Regions from separate parts of the Mus musculus genome. Here region 2 is linked to region 1. The links are chromatin loops, found by intact Hi-C in ENCODE. Cell type or tissue: left cerebral cortex. All regions are shown on one strand. Each heading gives the region's core, and the rest is flanking DNA. Links, peaks and the distances in the headings are about the cores only.

Region 1 (10,211 bases), core at 1-8,000:
TCATGAAGGAGGCTGGGCTTCTCTCCCTTTGGGTGTCTCTTAGTTGTCATCTTGCCACTGACTTAATCGTTGCCTGGATGTTCCATTGCGAGCCCAGATACAAGCAAACCCGAAACCACACTGCGGGAGCTGTGAGTGACAGGGCTGGAGGCGCGGGCCACTGAGCCCGCGGGTCCGCCAGCTGCTGCCCCTGGTCCTCGGCGGAGGATGATTTAAGCCGCCGGCCGGGGGCGGGGGCGGCGGCGCGCATGCGCACCGGGCAGCTCGCTCCGCGGAGGCCCAGCTGCCGCCACCGCCGCGGCCGGCGCTGGAACCGCGGCTCGCCGCCTGCTCTACCGAGCGTTGAGGGCCAGGGTCCGAGGCTCACGGGAGGCGACAGCGAGCATCCGGGGAGAGAGCGACAGGCGGCGCGGAGACCGGCCCCGGGTGCCCGGGCCATGCGGGCCGGGCGGCTGCGCTGAACGGAGGCCGAGCCCGGGACCTGCCGGGGGACTGCCGGGCTGCGGGCCATGGATGCGGCGGCAGCGGCGCGGGACGGCGGGAGCCCGGCCGCGACCAGGTGAGGAGGCGGCGTCCGGCGCCACTGCAGCCGCGGCGGCCTCGGAGGAAGAAGGCTCGCCGCCGCGCGCCCGCCCGCCCGTCGTCGCAGCCCTTCCTGTTGGGATTATCTTCTGCTCCCCGCTGCTCCTTCGCTCCCCGCGGTCGAAGCCGCCGCTCGGCTTCAGCGGCTCGGACTCCTTCGCAGCCGGTGCCTCCTCCCCTACCTGGGCCTCGCAGCGGGGAGACCCTTGGGCGAGACCATGAGGAAATTCAACATCAGGAAGGTGCTGGACGGCCTGACCGCAGGCTCGTCCTCGGCCTCGCAACAGCAGCAACAGCAGCAGCACCCGCCTGGGAACCGGGAGCCGGAGATCCAGGAGACGCTCCAGTCCGAACACTTCCAACTCTGCAAGGTGAAGGGAGCGGGGAGCGCGCAGCCCGGCCAAGCTGTCGTGGGAAGATTGGGGTCGTTTGAGGGGGCCGCTGGGCAGCACCTGGGAGCGCGAGGGCAGAGCGCGCCAATGGAGCTCAGCGCTCCAAGAAGGCGCCCCCCACCCTTGACAGACGTGCCTTGCTGGGGGATTTGGACAGAGATCCCCTACTTCTTATAAGTCGGTGTCTTTTTCCCTTTCATAAAAAGCAATCATTTCAAGGCAACCCAACCCTTGCCTTTAATCCCCATCTAGATGCTAGTAACAGTGGCCTAGAAATACTTTTTATATTCGCGCATATTTTATTATCTTCCACTGACGTCGAAATTTTCCAGCAGTGTGTGATGAACGTCGTCTGTGGGCAAGGCAAACCTGTTCAACCAGGTTTTTTATTTTTTATTATTATTTTTTTTCGCATCACTTTTTCCTTAGAATGCGTGCGAGCGGCTCACCACCTGAAGTCACAGGATTCTTTTTAGCCTGTTTGGTTAAAAACTTAGCGCGGAGGGTTTTGTCAGTGAATTGGCACGATGATTGCCACAAGGTCTTGTATGTAATTCAGAAAGAATGATGCAGCGGATTAATTCCCAGCTGCTAGGTGAGAAAGGCATATGAGCCTCCCTATCCAGAATCGCCTGCTTCCTAGATAGCCATTAGGTCCTTCCTACAGCGGTGATTTAAAAGCCTACGTACAATTCGGTTCTTATGTCCTAAAATTATTCCGGACGTAATACAAAATTACAAGATTATTTTTCGCACCCATTTTCATCGTTAGAATTGCAAATGCTGGTTCTTTAACTAAATCCTTCTATTAGTTTCATGACAACTTTTCTTTAGAAATCCCTCCCTAAATTTAGCATTCAAATAAAACCGCGTTTGGGTGATTTCTCTTAAGATGCAATACGAATCACACTTCAGAATGATTTTACAGAATTTTGGACCACTACGAACTTGAGTAACGTGGCGTCAAACAGAATAGTATACGCTATTCATAGAAAATTGCCCTCTGTGAAGTTACTAGCATTGTAGCAAGGCAGGAGTTTAAATGATTTGTGCTTCTGTGCTTGTTCCTTAAGATAGAGTCCACCCTCCCCCCTACCCCCACCCCCATCCCGAACTCCCCCTTAAAGTGCTAAGTCTGTGTGTGTGCTTTGATCCAGTATAGTTGGGCCCAACTCTAACTCACTGTGGGCTGTTCTGTTTTCGGATTTTGCCTGCTGTCTCGGTGGGTTCCTGTGATGTCACTGCCCATCCCCAGACTGTTCGCCATGGATTCCCCTATCAGCCCTCAGCCCTGGCCTTTGATCCCGTTCAGAAGATCCTGGCGGTAGGAACTCAGACTGGTGCTTTAAGGCTGTATCCTTTCTTAAAAAAAAAAAAATCTGTTCGCTTGCTTCTTTTTCCCCAGTCTGCCTGTATTGCTCATTAACCCTATTTTTCCTCTTTAATCTAGAGAATGAAGTAGTAAGATCTGTGCTATAAGAAATTATGTGGTGCAGGCTTTGCCTTAGTGTACCTGTGTATGTTGCTGTAAGAATAGCTCTTGGCTCTCAGTCGTTCCTACACACGAATCAAAACAGCAGTCTAGAGTTTGTTATAACAAACTCCATAAATATAGTAATATATTTATATCTATTAATATTTATATCTAATACACAAACACACACACATATAGATAGATAGATATAGATGTAGATAGAGTTGTTTGTTTTGACTACAAGATCCTGAGGGGAATGCCCGTGCTTGTATTTGGGGACTGTTAAAGCTCAGTGCTACTAAAGATGATGTTCAAAGGCCCAAGTTCAGAGTGCAGGGCACTGTGAGCTGCTTGTTAAAGTGTCATCATATATAATGGATGTGGAACTTAACTGTCATTACTCTATTAATTAGAAGCTGATTTGAATTTGATTTGATTTCCACATGTCCATCCAGGAAAAAAAAACATTATTGTCAAATTAGATTTCTATAAATAAGAAGGGCTAACAATTTTTAGAGATTTCAGGGCATTGTTTTGTAAAATGCATAGCTATAAATGTTCCGTGTTGAAAGACTTTGCCTTCTGTAATCTGTTATGTGTAGCAAAAACTACTAAGTACATTAGCATGAAGAGAAAGGCTTTTTTTTTTTTTCTGGTTGTATATGGATTGGATAGCTTTGGCATAGTGGTTTTTTTTTTTTTTTTTTTTAGATTCTTCACAAGAATTATTTTTCAAGAAAATCTTTGTGGTCTGAACAATGAAGATGTTCTCATTTTCTCTTTTATACTATTTATCTTCAATTAAGATGTGTGATTGCCTTTATTCTGTCATTTAAACATACTTGACCAGCCCACACTGAGATGCTATGCTGGTAATAAACTGACGAGCCACTAAGTGAGCTCACTGGACATTATTATTGACAAGCAAGGGGCTGGTGGGAGGAGCTGGCCTATTCTATGTACATTGTAGGGTTTTCCGCATTTGATTTAAGCATGAACCAGGAATCTTGCAGTCTTTTAAGATATTTCAGAAGGTACCCTCTAAGACATCAGAGCATGCCTCGAGTTTAACTTTGATGACTGCTGCCTTGAAAACATGACTGGGGGCTTTCTGCGAAATGTATTCCAAACACTGGCAGTGCAGCCCTGTCTTTAATGGTAAAGTCTTAACTCGATGATTTCTGCAGCAATATGCATAAGCTGCTCTTGGCCAAATAGCTAAATTGTCAAGTCGAGAATATTATTTGACTTCAATTGCTTAGATGCTATTATTTTTAAAAAGACTTTCTATTTTAGTTTTGTACATATGGATAGTTAATTTTCTCATTGTTCAGTGAAGTTCGGTGTCAGAGTCACTTGGCATTGTCCTGGAAGCACTGTTTGGAACTGAAAGATTTTTCCCTCCAGCAAAATCATTCTATTATGTGGCTGAAGGAAAAATTAATCAGTTATTTTAAGATTATTTTACTTTTCTTTCAAAGTTTTGTTTTTCTTTCTTTCTTCTTCTTTCTTGTTTCCCCTGGCCTCAACAATTTTATTATAACTTTTTAAACAGCCATTTGGTCCTTTTTTATATTTAATTATATGTGCCATCAGCAAGCTGACTCTGTAAAGCAATTATTTGTCTTACAAATACTTTCAATTCTAATTTGCATAATCAGCAAGAGCATCCGACAGATAGAGTTAAGCAGTCAGGCCTATGTTAATTCCTAGTTCAAAGGATCAGACTTTCAGAGGGGTCCCTCACAAGAGCCTTTGGGCTTGTAGAGTTAAATATTCGTGAGTGAGCGTGATCTGATGACAGTGAGGTTTTCTTCTAGAAATCCCTGCAGAGGGCTGTTTACTGAGTCTCTTCTGCTTTCCCTTCTTAGAGGTTTGCATCAGCATTAGCAGATTGGCTTGCTTACCAGCAGTATTCCCCTAGTCATTCCTTCTGTGAGGGCCAACAAGAGCATGCAGCTTTGTTTATTGTGACTCTGATTTATAGGAAACGACAGAGACTTATTTAGCTTAACATGTATATTGAGTTATTTTTCTTTGTTAATTAAAGACATCTAACTGTATGCATCCTAACTTAGAACTCCACATTGTTTTAACGTGCATGTTTCTTACAGGCCTGCCTAGTACCACATTTGTTCTGGCTTCCTCTTTTAAACTAGTTTCCTCTAGTCCTTCTGTGCTTTCCCATTTTAAACTTTTATTGTCAAGAATATATTTCCCCTAAAGGGTATTATTAGGGAAAAAAAGGTACTTCTAAATAAAATATCCTTTGATTGATTTTATAGCAAAAATAGATAATTTCTCACATAGGACTGGGCTGTTAAGATTCCAGATACAAACATAGCCTGTTTGTAATGGGATACCTTCTTAAAGGGTGGCAGTGCAGACTGAGTTGACTGTCTTACATGAAGTTCAAAGCAAAACATACCTAAAAGACTGAATGAGTAAGCAATATTTGATATGTAAGGATTGCATTTAAGGGTGGTAAAAGTTGAATCCTTAATATGTAACCAACACTGAAGCAAAACATCTAATCTATTTATTGCATTCATGCACAACATATGACTGATGATATATACCATTCTGTTCTATCAACCATCTTGTCCTCTAAAGAGGACAAGAGTTGTCATGGTTTATTGGTAAGAAACAGGAAAACACAATTTTATATACCAGGTCATATAGTAGTGATATCATTTGTTTTCCCTTTTTTGCCATAGAGAAATAAATAACATTTGATTTTTATGGGTAATCTAGATGGCAACTTTGGGGAGAGAGGACATACTGAAGAATGGAGTCATTTAGTGCTGTTATATTTTTTAGATCTCTCAGTCACAAGTGTAGTTGCAAATTGCTTTATCTTCCTAATTTATCATGGCCTTGATCATATTTTCACATAATATGCTATCTGTAAATAATGGGGGTAAAATTGGGGCATTTTAATGTTAATATTTAAAGGACTAAGGAAAAACAGAATTTCTAATTAACTGAAGGTCCAATAATTTGAGAGGAAATTATTGAATAACATCCTTTTCTGTAGACTTGACTTATGGAAAGTTCAGCGCATGGGGCAGTGTCCAGTTTGATGAGATGGAGTCTTCAGTTGCAGTGTAATGTTGCATACAGGGTTACAGAATGGTGTCTGTATCTGGGAGCTCATTTGGTGAGGTCCCAGACATTAGATTTTAGACCTTGTGGCCTGAATGCTAGTTCTTGTCTTTTTTGATGACGGAATTTGTCTTTCTCTTAAAATGAAATTAAAATTAAGGTGCTGTGTTGGGTGATTGAGTCAAGGACAGTTCTGTGAGTTCAGATTTCTCTGTGTTGAGGTGTGTAATTCAAAGGAAATAAGGTATGGCCCTTCTAAAGGCTTCTAGTTCCACTCAAAGGGCTGTGGGACTAGTCCAACTTTAAAGCTAGACACTTGCATAGAGATTCTCTGTCTTTACAGGGTCAGATTCCAGATTGAGTTCTCAGCCCTTGATGAGCGTTTCTACACACTGGTAGACAAGAATACAGAATGGCAGTATGAAAAATCAGAGAAGTTCTGAGAGGAAGCCTGTGGGCATAAACATGGCTTAGAAAATAATAGCAGATGGAGGGGATGCCAGAGGAGCATCCTCCTTGGAAGAGTGTCCTCATTGAAAGAAGCGAATTCCAGGTCTGGGAAGCTAGCTGGATTCCTTCAATGCTTGCAAGACCCATGTTAAAGCCAGGGATAATGGTGTGTGCTTGGTACCCCATGCTGGGGAGGTAGCTGGCCAGCCTAGCAAAGCTGAGCTTCAGGTTCCAGTAATAGACACTAGGTCAAAGAACAAGGCTGACCTCAAGGCTATATACATGTACACACATGTGAATCTGCACCACCACATACGACACCCCACAAAGAGTAGCCAACTGAATTTTAGCCTGGAGTGTTATTCCACTAGAAATTATATAAAAAGATACTCGGCAGGAAGGAAGTGTGATTCGTGTGCATGTATTTGGTCAGGCAGCAGTATCATGGACGAAAGGACAGAGAAAGTGAAACTTCCTGGGTTACAATAATCAGGTGGGTAGTAGTATGGACCCTAGACACATGTGGCAGAGTGGGCTCTGGGAAAGGGCTTGGCTGCTTTCTGTGAAGTCTCGGGAGTGCATCAGGATGAAAACACCCAAGAAACGACAGAGCATAGCAGGAAGAATGTTGAGTTGGAGATGAAGTCACCTTCTACGTTACTGCAGTACCATTCTGAGAAGGCCGCCTGGGCTGCCTTTACCGTGAGAATTAGATACCTTCTTATCTGTGACATAGTGAATTTTATAATTGAATATATAGCGTGATCACTTTTGGGGTTTCTGCATTTCTCAGTAGTTTGTAGCGGATTGGGCAGTTTAATTCTGTGAGTTTTGTCCAGCACGTTAGGAACATTTATAACTGGCTCTCACCTACTAAGTGTCTCACATCAGCTTTTCTGTTAGTATGACCCGCTCCTGGCATATACGTCAGATGTGTCTGATTGCAAATAACTGTCTTTAGCATAAGTTTTCCATTAGTTAAGAAGAGTCAATACCCCACCTCATGAGGTCGTCAGGGTTCAGTACGAGTAAACGGGTAGCTGTTACGACTGGGCAGTGTGCTGGCTGTTTGGCGAATGCTTGACTATGGCTGCCATTATTATGAGAGCGCTCCACAGTTTTGGGTTTCAGTTTGCTCACTCATGTGTTTCTTCATCTGCTGCATGAGAAACAGCTCTGCTCTAGGCCTTAGAATGGGCTCAGTTTGTAATGTCATCAGCTTTATAGCTGATGCCGTCTTTGAAGAAAAGGTCATGAAAATGACTGGTTTTTGCTTTAATTTTGCCCATTGTGTAATTTTTTTCCTGTCTATGGATGTCTTGGATGCATGTATATCTGTCCACCATTTGCATTTTGGGAGGCCAGAAGAGGGCAGATAGTCATGAGCTACCATGCAGATAGTGGGAATGGAACCCAGTCTCCTGGGTGAGCAGCTAGTGCTTGTAGTCTGTGAGCCATTTCTCTAGCCCAGTTTTGCCTTTTGAATGACTATTCTCTTCTCAACCATCAGTTCACAAAAATTGCTATTAGATATAAGCAGTGCACATAAATGCTCTTACATACAGTTCTTATTAAATTAATATGTAATGATTCTCTACTTGTAAGATAGCATTAGAATGTTTTGGCTTCCTGCTCATTAATGCTATTTTTCATAACATAATTATACTACTGAAAGCACGATTTGGAAATAAAAGTGAGGTAAGCTAGTTGGAAATTAGCCAACTTCCATCTGGTCTTCCCCTGTCAGTGTTATTCCTGGGTGAGCCCTTGTCATTGGGAACGGAACTGTGGAGAAGGAAGTAACTTGAAATGCTCTCACATTTGAAGTCTGCTCCCTATTGAAGAGAACTTTGCTTAGAAGGACAATCAAGTCTCATGTGAGCTGTAAGCTACACTTCTCAGCATACTTCATAAAGAAGCAAGAAGCAGGACTTGTAGAAGCAGATTTGCAGTGCAATTTTTTTCTTGTGATGAGAAATGTAACATGAAAGAAAGCCTATGGACTCGAAAAACTGTTAAATATGGAAAATTGATTTTGTGCCTTAAAGCTATTTTGTTTTAAATAAAATGACATAGTTTTTTCTGATAGTCTCTGCTTCCCATTTGAGTTTTAGCATAATTCTTTTTAAAGTCCTGTTGCTATTGTAAAGGAGTAAATTAGTGTGCAGTATTGAGACTGATTTTATATGGTGTTTGTTTCCTTTGCTGTAGGGAGGCAATGGAGAAGATAAGTCCTCCTGTGCTGTGATGCTCAGTCCTCTCCGTGGAGGACTTGAGGATTCTTTAAGCTACTCTTGCCCAGAGTGATCAGATTAAGTGTTCCGAGTGCCTGTCACTCCATATGGCCTGCTCTGTTTTGTATCCCGTGAATACATCCATAATCCTTCAGTAGATGCAGAAGTGTTTACAGATGAGGTCAGGACAGAGCAGGTGAAGAGAGATGGCGTTCACATTGAATGTGGACTTGGCAGGCGAGCTGAACACTTTCCAGTGCCACTAGGAAAGCTTGCCTTTCTTTCTTGAGTATTAATGGAGGTGTAAATTTACTTGTAAAATGGTTCCCGACGATACAGTCTTGCCTCCTTTTTCCTTCCTTTTGAGACAGTCTCTCCATGGAACTCTGGCTGGCTTGGAACGTCCTCTGTAAGGGGTTCTACAGCTCAGAGACCAGCCTCCTCTGTACCCAAGTCCTGGGGTTGTTACAGCTCTGCTGGTTTTACTACTTAGGATGGCAACTGTCTTCCTTGAATTGCTGGTACATAAGTTGGTTCTAAATTTGGTAGCAGCAGAGTATCTTGGAATACTAATTAGTGTTTCTATACTTGGGTATATATGAGCGGACTGCAGGGTAAAGTAGCATTACCCAGAAGGTAATCTTTGGTTTTTGGTGCTGTTAATTTGGCTTTAATGTAATGCAGTGTAAGAGGCATATTATTTACAGAGAAACAGTTCGTTATCAGACTGTGAGTGCTGAATTTTTTTTTAACATGGTACTTCAATAAGCATTCTCTGAACTGACTTGCCATTTCACTTCCACAGAATACAAATCCTTAGCATTTTGGGTTGGCAGATTAAAAGGGAAATGTTTGGGGTTACCCTATTTCACCGTGTGCTGTGTTTTAGATTTGAATGCCTTTATTAAGGAAGAGCTTAAGCCTATGTGTGCTGGGAAGCTTCTACATTTCATTCTTTAACTAATACAGATATTGCATGTCTGAAAAAATTATCAGTGTTAATGTATGTGCAAAGTTGTAGCATAGTCTCAAATACAGCATGCCACCAGGACCGGCCAGCATCCTGAAGTTATCTGGAGATGAGAAGCAAGGCAGTAATCAGTGTACAGTTGGCAATCAAGACAGCGGAAGCAAGCAGAACTCGCTTCAATCAATTTAGTATGTCCACTAGTTAGGGTTATGTATGTAGTTCTGCTCTTGTACATATATATTGAAAGTAATGTCTATCTTTACTTCAGGAGTCTGCAGCAGTAGCCGTAGAGGGCTAACTAGTAAGTTGTTTCTTAGATGGTAGGGATGATCATATGATCTTTGTATGGTCTACCTGCTTGTAACACAAAATGTGTCATAGACAGTATGTAAAGGGTTAAGTATGCTTGAATAAAACTTTATTTCCAAAATCAGGTAGCAGGTGGTAGGTTTGGCTTATAGTGAAAGTTTTCCAGGCACTGCATTGATGAACCTACCTTGCTTTTAAGGCACATATGTAGAGGGGTTTATAGCTGATGTTTTTGTATTAAAGCTATATAAATTTTACCATTATCCTAATTGAAACAAAAATTTTAGTAATTTATAAGCTACTTTTAAAAGGTAATCAGTAACTTCTCATGGATTCTTAGTATTCTTTATACAAAGTTAAATTCTTTGCAGAAGTACTTTTCAGTCCCAAGAAAGGCCTTCATGTCCTGGCCATTGATCTTAATTGGCATGATGAAGAGAGTGTTTTGGGCCACTCTCTGGGAGTAGCTCTGCAGTCATGGCACCTCGTGGCCCCCCAGCCTGCCTTACTTCTCATTCTTAGATTTAGGTAAGAGATGCCTGAGTTTGTAGCACTTAGGGAGTTAATTCTTTTCATTCCTATGATATACATAGATAAGCATAAAGCCTTCAGATGGATAGCTTTAAAGGTAAAAGAGAAAGAAAGCATCTTACTAACATATTGTGACTTCTCAGATGCGTCCATATTTTTATTAG
Region 2 (10,112 bases), core at 1-8,000, 83 kb after region 1:
GTGAGGCCTGGCGATGGACACTCACAGCTGAGAGCGCATACTGTTCTTGCCGAGGACACAATTTGGTTCCCATCACCCACATCAGGAAGCTCCTGACGGCCTGTCCCCAGCTCCAGGGACTATGATGTCCTCTCTGGCCAACGCCAGAGACTGCACTCATGTGCACATTTTCATAGATATATCTTTCATTGACAATAAAGTAAAATATTTGAGAATAATTTTTCAAAATTATATAAAAATATTTTTAAAAAATTCATATGCAGGCAATTTTGAATGATTGCATACATGCTACATGTTCAATAACTTCCTACAAAGGAATATCAAATCAAGTCAAGGATAAAAAAGTATACCCATGTTGTGATATATAAAAAGATACTTAGGGGTAGCTTTTATAACATAGCTGTAGATAAATCGTATACTTTTCATAATGATTAATATGGGTATCGAGGGCAGGAGTGGTGTTGTTTACTGGAAACATAAGGATTACAGAGGCAGGCAAGCCACAGAATGTGTAGTGTAAGACTTCAGCATTAATATAGGAGATTCTTGGAAAACATTAAAGCCTGTAGGAGATGCCTGGATGACTCTTTTTCAGTGATCTTGAGTGGTTTATAACCTGTACAGTTCTTGCTGTATCCCTGAATTGTCAGAGGGTTGCATACTGAAGCCGCCTGATGCTAGATTTTTTTTTAGGAACACTTGTTGAGTAGCCTTGTTATGACCAAAGTAGAAGCCACTCAGAAACCTACAGAAGCCTTTATCACGGTGACTGTCCACAGGAAATAAAATAAGGACCAAGAACAAGTTACAGTCACATGGGACCCATGCCCATGCTTATTGTAGTCTAATTTTTAGCAAACTAGGTTTGAAATTAATCACATTAAAAATTCTACATATAATTCTTCCATTATGTGTTATATAATATATATATATTAGAGGATACTGCCACTGAATAACTATATGATGCTGCAGAAAAAAAAATAGTGTCCATGCACATATTTGCAAACATCCTTTGTGTTTTATTTCCAGGGAACCTTTTATTATTTTGTCAGGAGGCTTATCCTATGATACCGTGGGAAGAAGACCCTGCTTAACAGTGATGCACGGGAAAAGCACAGCAGTGCTGGAAATGGACTATTCAATCGTTGACTTTCTCACACTCTGTGAAACGCCATATCCAAACGGTGAGGCTCACTCTACATACATACTGACATTCAAAGGAGATGTGTTTTGTGTAAGGGCTTCCATATCCCACCGTTCTAGAGCTTTAGGGAATAGGGTCTGCCTTCATAACATGACCAATTTGATTTCAAATGAAGGGTTTTTTTTTTCAGTACATTTTATCTCTTCCATATTGTACATTAATATTAACTATCATTCAAAGACAGACACTGAGAATATTGAGTAATATAAATTCTGCAGGACAGTATTTTTCTTGATTTCTCCAGAGAGTCCAATAGAGACCTATGTGTGTCTGTATAATGGATTGCACTAGGTATGTGTGTATATATGAAGGATTGCAGGACTAACAGTCTAGGAAAGTCCAGAATGAGTTAAAGTCATGGTTCTGAAACATGTGGAAATCTCAGGGAGGAGTTCTAGGTTTAAACCTCACTCAGAACTAACTGCTAGTCGTTTCTGAAATATTCCTTCATGGCAGCATCTTGACTGATACTAACCAGGCAGTTCGGGGCACCATAGCATGGGCAGACTAACACAGAGTGCACTTACACGTCTAGCTTTTCATCACATCTGCATCTCTGTGAAGTTCAAAGATGCAATTCATTTTGTAGTTATTAACAGACATGTATTACCTAACATGAAAAAGATTACAGAACTCTATCGGCTTATTTCAAGATTCTATTATGATAACTGGTCAGGATCAAATTGTGGTTTTGATGTCTCTACTACATCCTTAAAAATTTAATATCAAAAATGTTTCTTTGGGGTTCTTGTCTTACTCTTCTTTACAAATATGTTAGGATTTTTGAATGGAGTATTTTATTCCTTTATCTCATCCAAGATATATAAATGATATGAACTGTCCTGGGCCAATTAAAATATTAAACCCTCCAGAAACAGAAACAAGGATCCCAACTAGATGTTTTCTGTGGCTTCCCTGGGGTGTGTAAAGAAGTCTGTTTACACAGTGTTCTCATGTTGTAGATTTTCAGGAACCATATGCTGTGGTTGTTCTCCTGGAAAAGGACTTAGTGCTGATAGACCTTGCACAAAATGGGTAAGGACACTGGGTGAGCAACTCTGTTACTATGTGGGAAACCACAAGGTCTCTTTTAGCATGACATTAAAGTATTACATGCCACTAAAACTTGACATTTATAAACATGATCTCTTTTTAATGTTCCAGATCCACATTTCTAGTAATCGGAAAGGTATTGATTATATTGGATATCATAGATCCTTCTATTACTTTTTTCCTTTTATTGAAAATAGTTTGTTTCACTCACTTAATATATCCTGATTATGTTTTCCTATTCCACATCTTTCCTACCTCCCCTCCCATCTGGATCCACCCATTTCTGTCTCTCCTTAGAACATAAAGAGTCTCCTAAGGGCTGATAATAAAATATAGTAAGATAAAGCAAACGGAAGGATAAGGACCTGAGAGAAAGTACAAGATTCAGAGACCCCACTGTTGCACACTCAGGAAAACATTGCACTAAAAGCTGTAATATATACACAAAAGACCTATAGGGAGAAAAACAAATATATATAAGTATAATAAAAATAATGAGATAAAATTAATAATAATTAAAAAAGAAAAAGCAAAGGAAAAGCCCTGCCGTGTGATGACACTGAGACAGTCCTGGGCACAGATGACTAGGTTTCTGCTGGCTGTGTACCATTGTTGGTTAGCAGTTGGATCTGGGATGTGCTTAGAGGTCGGGGCATATGTCCACTTCTCTCAGGCTCCAGGGGTCTCATCTGCTTCAGACCTGGTCAGGCCCTGTGCATGCTGCCTCAGTCTCTGGGAGTTCACAGGTGCATTGTTCATGTTGATTTAGAGAGCCTTGTTTCCTTAATGCCCTCCATTCTCTCTGGCTCCTAATCCTTCTGCTTCCTCTTCCATGGGGTTCCCTGAGACCTGTAAGGAGGTACTTGATGGAGACTTCTCATTTAGGACTGAGTATTCTATGGTCCCTAATTCTCCTCATAATAGAGATCCTGACTGTGGATCTCTATTTGTTCCCATCTGCTGAAAGAGGAAGTTTCTCTGATGATGGCTGAGCCCGGGACTGGTCTATGAGTATAGGGAATGTCATTTGGGGTCATTTTATTACTGCTTTATTTTTAAGACCCATATTATTTGGTTTTACCTTAGCTCTTGGTCACCCAAGTGATGTCAGATATGGGTTCTATTTTCTGTAATGGGCCCCTCAGTCCCTTTCAGTCAAATCACATGTTTTTTTAGTTATTTTCACATATTTTGTTGCCACCATTGCATAAGCATATATTTCAGGCAGGATCCTATTGTAGATCAGAGAGTTTGTGGCTGGATTGGTGTTTATGTTTCTCCTTTGGTAGCATACAGAGGACCTTCCTGTCCAAAAACCAAAGACACTGGTACATAGGAACGAAGGTTCCTGTAGCCACCAGTTCAACTTCTTCATGTGCAATGAGTTGTGACTTTCTGTTACTCACAGTTGCTCACAGTTTCTTCAGGTCCGTACATTTCTGCTTCATGCTTGTGTATACTGAAGCAATATATGAAAAGCTTGCCCAAAATGGGCCCATGTCAGGTTGCCTCTGATGACCTGATTAGTCTTTCTCCCGTATTCAGTCTGTTGTGATGTATTGTGCCAGATCCCTGTCAGATTCAGTAGAACCTGCATCATGCCCCTTAGTTAACTACTAACTAATTTAACTACTGGTTGCTATTGTTATTTTAACTACTCTACCTGCTACTTTACGAAGGTAGTATTATTTCTAAGCTGCCCTCTTGCTATTTTCTCAAACTGGCCTCAGTTTATGGGGTAGCAGCTCTATGTTTAGTAAATTGCATGTCATATCTTCTCTTATGCAATGTTTTGGCAGCTGGAACTCTCCACTTGTTTCGCTGTTATCAGAATCCACACAACTTTCACTATATGGTTTATGGCTTTCCTAGACCCTATAGACATGTCTGATCTGTAAATCCCCTACCCTAGCTCAGCTCTTAGTAAGAACTCCTGGTAATTTGCTTGTTTATTCCCTGGTGTCAGGGATACTCTCTGTCTTGTGAAGGGAGCCACCATATTACTTATTTTCTCCCAAGACATATCCATCAAGCACAGCATCATTCACAGAAAGCCTCAGGCTAAGGTGGCTCTGCCCCCAGGGATGCTCGACAGTGTCTGAATAGATACTTTGTTGGTGGGATGCTACTGGCATCTAGTGGATAAAAGACAAATATACTTCGAACATCCATGATGCACAGGACAGTTTTCCAAGTTAAGGCTTCTCCCGGTGTGAACAGTGCTAAGGGTGAGAAACCTGGTCTGTTTGCGGTGCTGTTTGCTGGTTCTGTTTTGTGAGCACATCTCAGCCTAGAGGCTGGTACTTGTAGTACTTACTTGTTGTAAGGCTTGTTTGTTTGTTTATAACAGACCATTCAAAAATAATAATGAATGTGTTCCATGTGACCTGTTCTGAGATATGATTAAATCAAGAAAAATATGATTCAAATCAAATGGAAGAAGGTGTTTTAGTTTTGCAGAACTGTCAATTAGATATGAGAAATGCTAGACCCCTGGAGCAGAGGAGAAGAAACTTTATGAAAAGAAGAAAGTTGATTTTTATTACTTATTACTCCTTTTGTGTGTGTTTAATCTGTCTGGGGGGTAAAGGTAGAGATGATTTGACTCATAGTCTATAAATGCTTATTGCTGAAATATACTCTATTTTTAGTCTTATTAGCAGTGGGCATAGATCTAATATGTACAGCGTAGCCATTTTGTACTTTTTAAGTGTCTCAGCTAGTTTCTACTTTTTTTACAGATGGTTTAACCAGTCTCATTCTAAGAAGTATTGCCGTGGCTTTCATTTTAAGCACATTCATATTTTAATGATTTTAAAGCATTGTTTGTTCATATTAATAAATTAATTACATGGCTATAAAGTGAACTAACCTCTTGGCTCACCAGTAATGTGTCTGACTTCATATCCAAAGAACATGAAAAGTATAATTATAATTTAGATTATTACCGAAATAAAATGTATTAGCTTTTTGCCAGTGTGACAAATGCCTGAGATAAAACGTTTGAGAAAGGAAGTATTTATTTTTGCTCACTGTTTGAGAGGATTCTGTCCACTGCTATGGGCTCATACGGGGCAGCCTCTTATTCAGGAAGATATCATAAAGCAGTCATTGGGCTCCCAGTGTCCCAGCAGCCAGAGAGCAGACAAGTGTGCTGGTGCAGCAGGTCCGCTTCTCCTTCATTCCACTGGGGTGGGAGCAACCTTATGAGATGGCTCCATCAGAGAGAGCCTTCCATCGTCCATTAGTCCTCTCTGGAAATGCCCCCAGAGACACATGAGTGTGCTCTGCCCAGTATTCTCTCAGCCCAGTCACGTTATGTTTGTGGTTGACTGTCACAAGAAACAAGTGTTCCAGGTTTAATATTGGATGAGTTTTTACAATGATGGAGGAAAAAAAGAATTGAAATTTATGTTAGCTGTACCAGCAGAGGGTAAGGTTTTTGGTTGACATGCACATAGCTCACTGATTCACAGTAGTTTCAACTTCTGCTTCAGCTACTTTCTAGCCCACATGGTTCTAACAAATTACTCAAAGCCTTTGTTGTTCTGGAAAATGTATCATAAGATGAGTGCGAGAAACACATGAGACAAATATGTGTGTAGCACGCAACCTTGTGTGTGGCAGTGATATATAGCTACAATCACAGCCTTTCTGTTTATTGGTGGATAAGGAACATCTTCTGTAATAAAACGCTTCACTGTTTTCACACATTTACATAATTAAACAATGTAATCTTAGTAGGATGTATAGTAATGTCTTCATGGTTGTGTTGATCATAGTTTACAATGTGTTAATGTGTTTTTCTTTCTCCTATTGTTAAAGATACCCTATATTTGAGAATCCCTACCCTTTGAGTATACACGAGTCCCCTGTTACATGTTGTGAATATTTTGCTGATTGTCCTGTGGATCTTATTCCTGCACTTTACTCTGTTGGAGCTAGACAGAAGCGTCAAGGTTACAGCAAAAAGGTACCAAGCCCGAGTTTCACTGTTTAATGCATCATGTTATTATCTTAAATTTGTCTCCTTGAGGTGTTGATAACATTGTTAAATTTTTAGGAAATTATGTTTTTGAAGTAAATTATGTGTACTGTGTTCATAACTTCCTAATAGACCTATACATTGTATACTACTTATCTGCTATAAAGAATATATATTTCTAAGTCAACATTCAATGTTTTTTTTTTTTTTTTTAGGAATGGCCCATCAATGGTGGTAATTGGGGCTTGGGTGCTCAAAGTTACCCAGAAATAATTATTACAGGGTAAGCAACAGTATATTCTTACTAATTAAATCAGTAATAGTTAATATACTTAATGACAGTTTGAATTTTAATTCATTAAGTCAGTAAAGCTTTCTTTTATGTTATAAAATAATAGGAAGGTTTCCTGCAAGATTTCACTGATTTACAATGATTTCTGCCTTTTACTCATTTAAGTGAATGAGTTTGCTAAAAAAGTTACAATATTTTTCCTTCTTTATTCTTCTCTTTCTGTTCTTCTCTGTCTTGTTTGTCCTAGGCATGCTGATGGCTCGGTGAAATTCTGGGACGCTTCTGCAAGTAAGTACTTGCTTGCTGCATCTCACTGCCATTGCCTTGTAAGAGGTGCTGTGAAAACCTGTACAGACCGCCTTAGACTGGAAAGTACCAGGACATCAGCTTAAGTTATTGGCTTATTCAGTATGAGTTTAGAATTTTTAAGAGTGAAGATATTTTAATGTTATTAGTACATCAAATAATAATTCTCAAGTGTTCTCATCTTTTCAAGATCTTTAGATCTCTTTAGAAGTCAGAAATAGAAGTGAAAATATATTTTAAATCAAATGTTTACGTCCACTTTAAGTTAATGCTACAAAGGTTTATGCTGCCTTTGGAAAGGAGACCTTGTGATTAGACAGGAGCAAACTTGGGAAGATACAGCCTTCATGGCTAGAGACCCTGTATAGCAAGCATGTATGGGATCCCTTACCTCAGGCTAGCTGCTGTTTGATAAGGATGCTTGATAGTGCTGGTGCCTTTTGGGGAGAATGTCTTTATGTAGAATGTCATTTTAGGAAGTAAAATATATTCTCCATATGTTTACACCAAAGATTCTGTGCCAAATTCCTTTTGTAGTTTTGCTTCAGGTTATCTAATTCATTTGTGAGGGTGGAAATGTCTTAGTGTATAATATATTAGAAAATAGTTAGAGAAATCAAAACATTGTTTAGGTGTGTATAGGTTGTTTTTCTTCCATAATATGATGATTAACCATTATATTTGATTTTTTTTAATAATTCAATTGGGTTTTTATTTACAATTTTTTGTACAATATTTAATCATCTTTCCCCTCCCTCAACTCCTCCTGGATCCTTCCTACCTCCAAACTCCTCTAACTTCTTGCCCACCCCTAAAATAAGAAATAACTACGGAATAAAAGAAAAAATAGGATGAAAAATACCAAAAGAAAACAAAAAGCAGGCATACACACACAATGGATTCTATTTTGTACTGACCAAATACTTATGGGCCTGGAGCGTGCCCTGGAATGTGGCTGACATACCCAGTGGCACACTACTGGAGAATACCAGTGTTCTCTTTGCTAGCAGGTATCAGTTGGAAATAGCTTTTGATGAAGGTTGGATTTTGTATCTGCTTTTCTTTCTTTATGCTGAACTTTGCCCGGCTCAGTGAATTGAGCTTGTGTAGATCTCGTGCAGCTATTACAGTCTCTGTGAGTTTGTACATTGGTACCTTGAGCCTTGAGAGGAGGGCTAGGTGAGATTTTAGTTTGACTTCCTGAGTTTTATTTCAGCTTGCATTTCTTTAGTTTCACTATTTCTTTATTAAATTCTACTTTTCATGTCTCGAATCGCTTTCATTGTTTCAATCAACTGTTCGTATTGTCAGTCTTTTTTAAATTTTTATTTTATTTAATCTTTTTTTTTTTACACTCCAGATTTTATCCCTCTCCCAGCCCACCCTCTGACTGTTCCACATCCCATACCTTCTCCCTATCCCCCTGTCACTAGGAGGATGTCCCCAACCCCCACACTCCACCCCATGAGACCTCTAAACTCCCTGGGGCCTCCAGTCTCTTGAGGGTTAGGTGCATCTTCTATGACTGAACTCAGACCTGGCAGTCCTCTGCTGTATATGTGTAGGGGCCTCATATCAGCTGGTGTATGCTGCCTGGTTGGTGGCTCTGTGTCTGAGAGATCTCAGGGTTCCAGGTTAATGGAGATTGCTGGTCCCCCTACAGGGCCGCTCTCCTCCTCAGCTTCTTCCAGCTTTTCCCTAATTCAATCCAGGGGTCAGCTGCTTTCTGTCCATTGGTTGGATGTAAATATCTGCATCTGACTCTTTCAGCTGCTTGTTGGGTCTTTTGGAGGGCAGTCATCATAGGCCCCTTTTTGTGAGCGCTCCATAGCCTCAGTAATAGTGTCAGGCCTTGGGGCTTCTCCTTGAGCTGGATCCCACTTTGGGTCTGTCACTGGACCTCCTTTCCTCAGGCTCTTCTCCATTTTTGTACCTGCAGTTCTTTCAGACAAAAGCTTTTATTCAGTTCCTGTTTAATGTCCTTGTGTATTTTCATAATTGCTATTTTTACATCCTTGTAATATGCTGTAGTTAAATTATTTTTCTGGGTGTCTGTTATGCTAGGGTTGCTAGCTCCTATAGGAGGCACATTGTCTTGGTTGTTCATGTTTGTGACTTTACACTAGAATGTGGCTATCTATAGTCACAGCTCTTGATGTGCAGATGTTTGACCTTGTCTTAGATGGCCACTAAGTGTTGCCCGCTGTGGGTCCTGGCCAGGAGTAGAACTTGCACCTTCCTACATCCCAGCAAAGGATGGAGGTTCTGGGTCCCTGGTAGACAGAAATTATTGGTTGGCACAAAGAAATGGAGATGGGTAAGAAATGTCTGAAAGGGGAGGCGGGAAGAATTAGCAAGTTTTGATTTTCAACTAAAATTTGTGATATACTTTTTTTCTAGTAACTCTACAAGTACTATATAAATTAAAAACATCTAAAGTATTTGAGAAGTCAAGAAACAAAGATGACAGACAGAACACAGACATTGTAGATGAAGATCCATATGCCATTCAGATCATCTCCTGGTGCCCAGAGAGCAGGATGCTGTGCATAGCTGGAGTGTCAGCCCATGTCATCATCTATAGATTCAGCAAGCAGGAAGTGCTTACCGAAGTCATCCCGGTAATCACCTCATAACTATGCCATGGCAATTGTCTGAGACTTCTACGCTTTTCAAAATCATTTAGTAAACAGTTTGCAGTTGCTTCTGTATAAACATTAGTATTTATATCACCACCTGTTTTGTGCAAAAATAGCACTTTATATATATTTTTAATGGACTATGTGAATCCTTAATTATATTATATCTTTTATTTAAGGAATATCAACTTATTAGTATTCAATCTATTCGAAAGGCAGGATGTGTATTGTGCACTTGTATGAGGTCACACCTGTGTACACAAGTCTTTACAAGTTCAGTTGAAACATTTTTTTACATTTAAATATAGCATTTTTTCTTGTTTTTAACTTTTAAAAATATTCTTTCTGGTACATTATAACACAATGTGTATTAACTATTAGAAATAGGTAAGCAACCATTCTTTTATGACAGATGCTTGAAGTTCGACTGTTATATGAAATAAATGATGTGGATACTCCAGAGGGTGAGCAGCCCCCGCCTCTGTCCACCCCCGTGGGCAGCTCCAACCCTCAGCCCATTCCTCCTCAGTCTCATCCGTCTACCAGCAGCAGCTCATCTGACGGGCTTCGTGATAACGTTCCTTGCTTAAAGTAAGTCGCCAAAGCTTGGGTCAGCTTTATCTGGCACCTCTT

The links. Hi-C counts contacts between places; a loop is a spot of excess contacts. Peaks named below come from ENCODE experiments on the same cell type or tissue, not always from the same donor. Only the 100,000 strongest peaks of a DNase experiment are listed, where the experiment ranks them.
Region 2: it touches region 1 in a loop (2.3-fold over the local background); 2 of 42 quality-filtered maps call a loop at or near these places.

Annotation. Positions count from the first base shown.
Region 1 is chr10:9,891,273-9,901,483 of GRCm38, reverse strand. It overlaps Stxbp5 (syntaxin binding protein 5 (tomosyn)), which reads left to right and starts at 444. Exons shown (of 26, transcript NM_001081344.2): 1 at 444-953; 2 at 2,230-2,327. The coding sequence starts at 801. Gm46210 (a long non-coding RNA gene) reads right to left here and starts at 171. Exons shown (of 3, transcript XR_001779713.1): 1 at 1-171. In left cerebral cortex, for the core only: no CTCF peak of the experiment used is centred there; DNase peaks (open chromatin) are centred at 810, 1,440, 2,125, 4,291 and 1 more place; H3K4me3 peaks cover 4,566 bases; H3K27ac peaks cover 3,048 bases.
Region 2 is chr10:9,808,378-9,818,489 of GRCm38, reverse strand. Stxbp5 (syntaxin binding protein 5 (tomosyn)) reads left to right here. Exons shown (of 26, transcript NM_001081344.2): 10 at 1,030-1,184; 11 at 2,167-2,239; 12 at 6,083-6,230; 13 at 6,458-6,525; 14 at 6,782-6,822; 15 at 9,241-9,461; 16 at 9,892-10,070. Among named protein-coding and RNA genes, the nearest start is that of Gm25635, 39 kb to the left of the region's middle. In left cerebral cortex, for the core only: a CTCF peak has its summit at 4,404 (motif pointing left); a DNase peak (open chromatin) is centred at 4,361.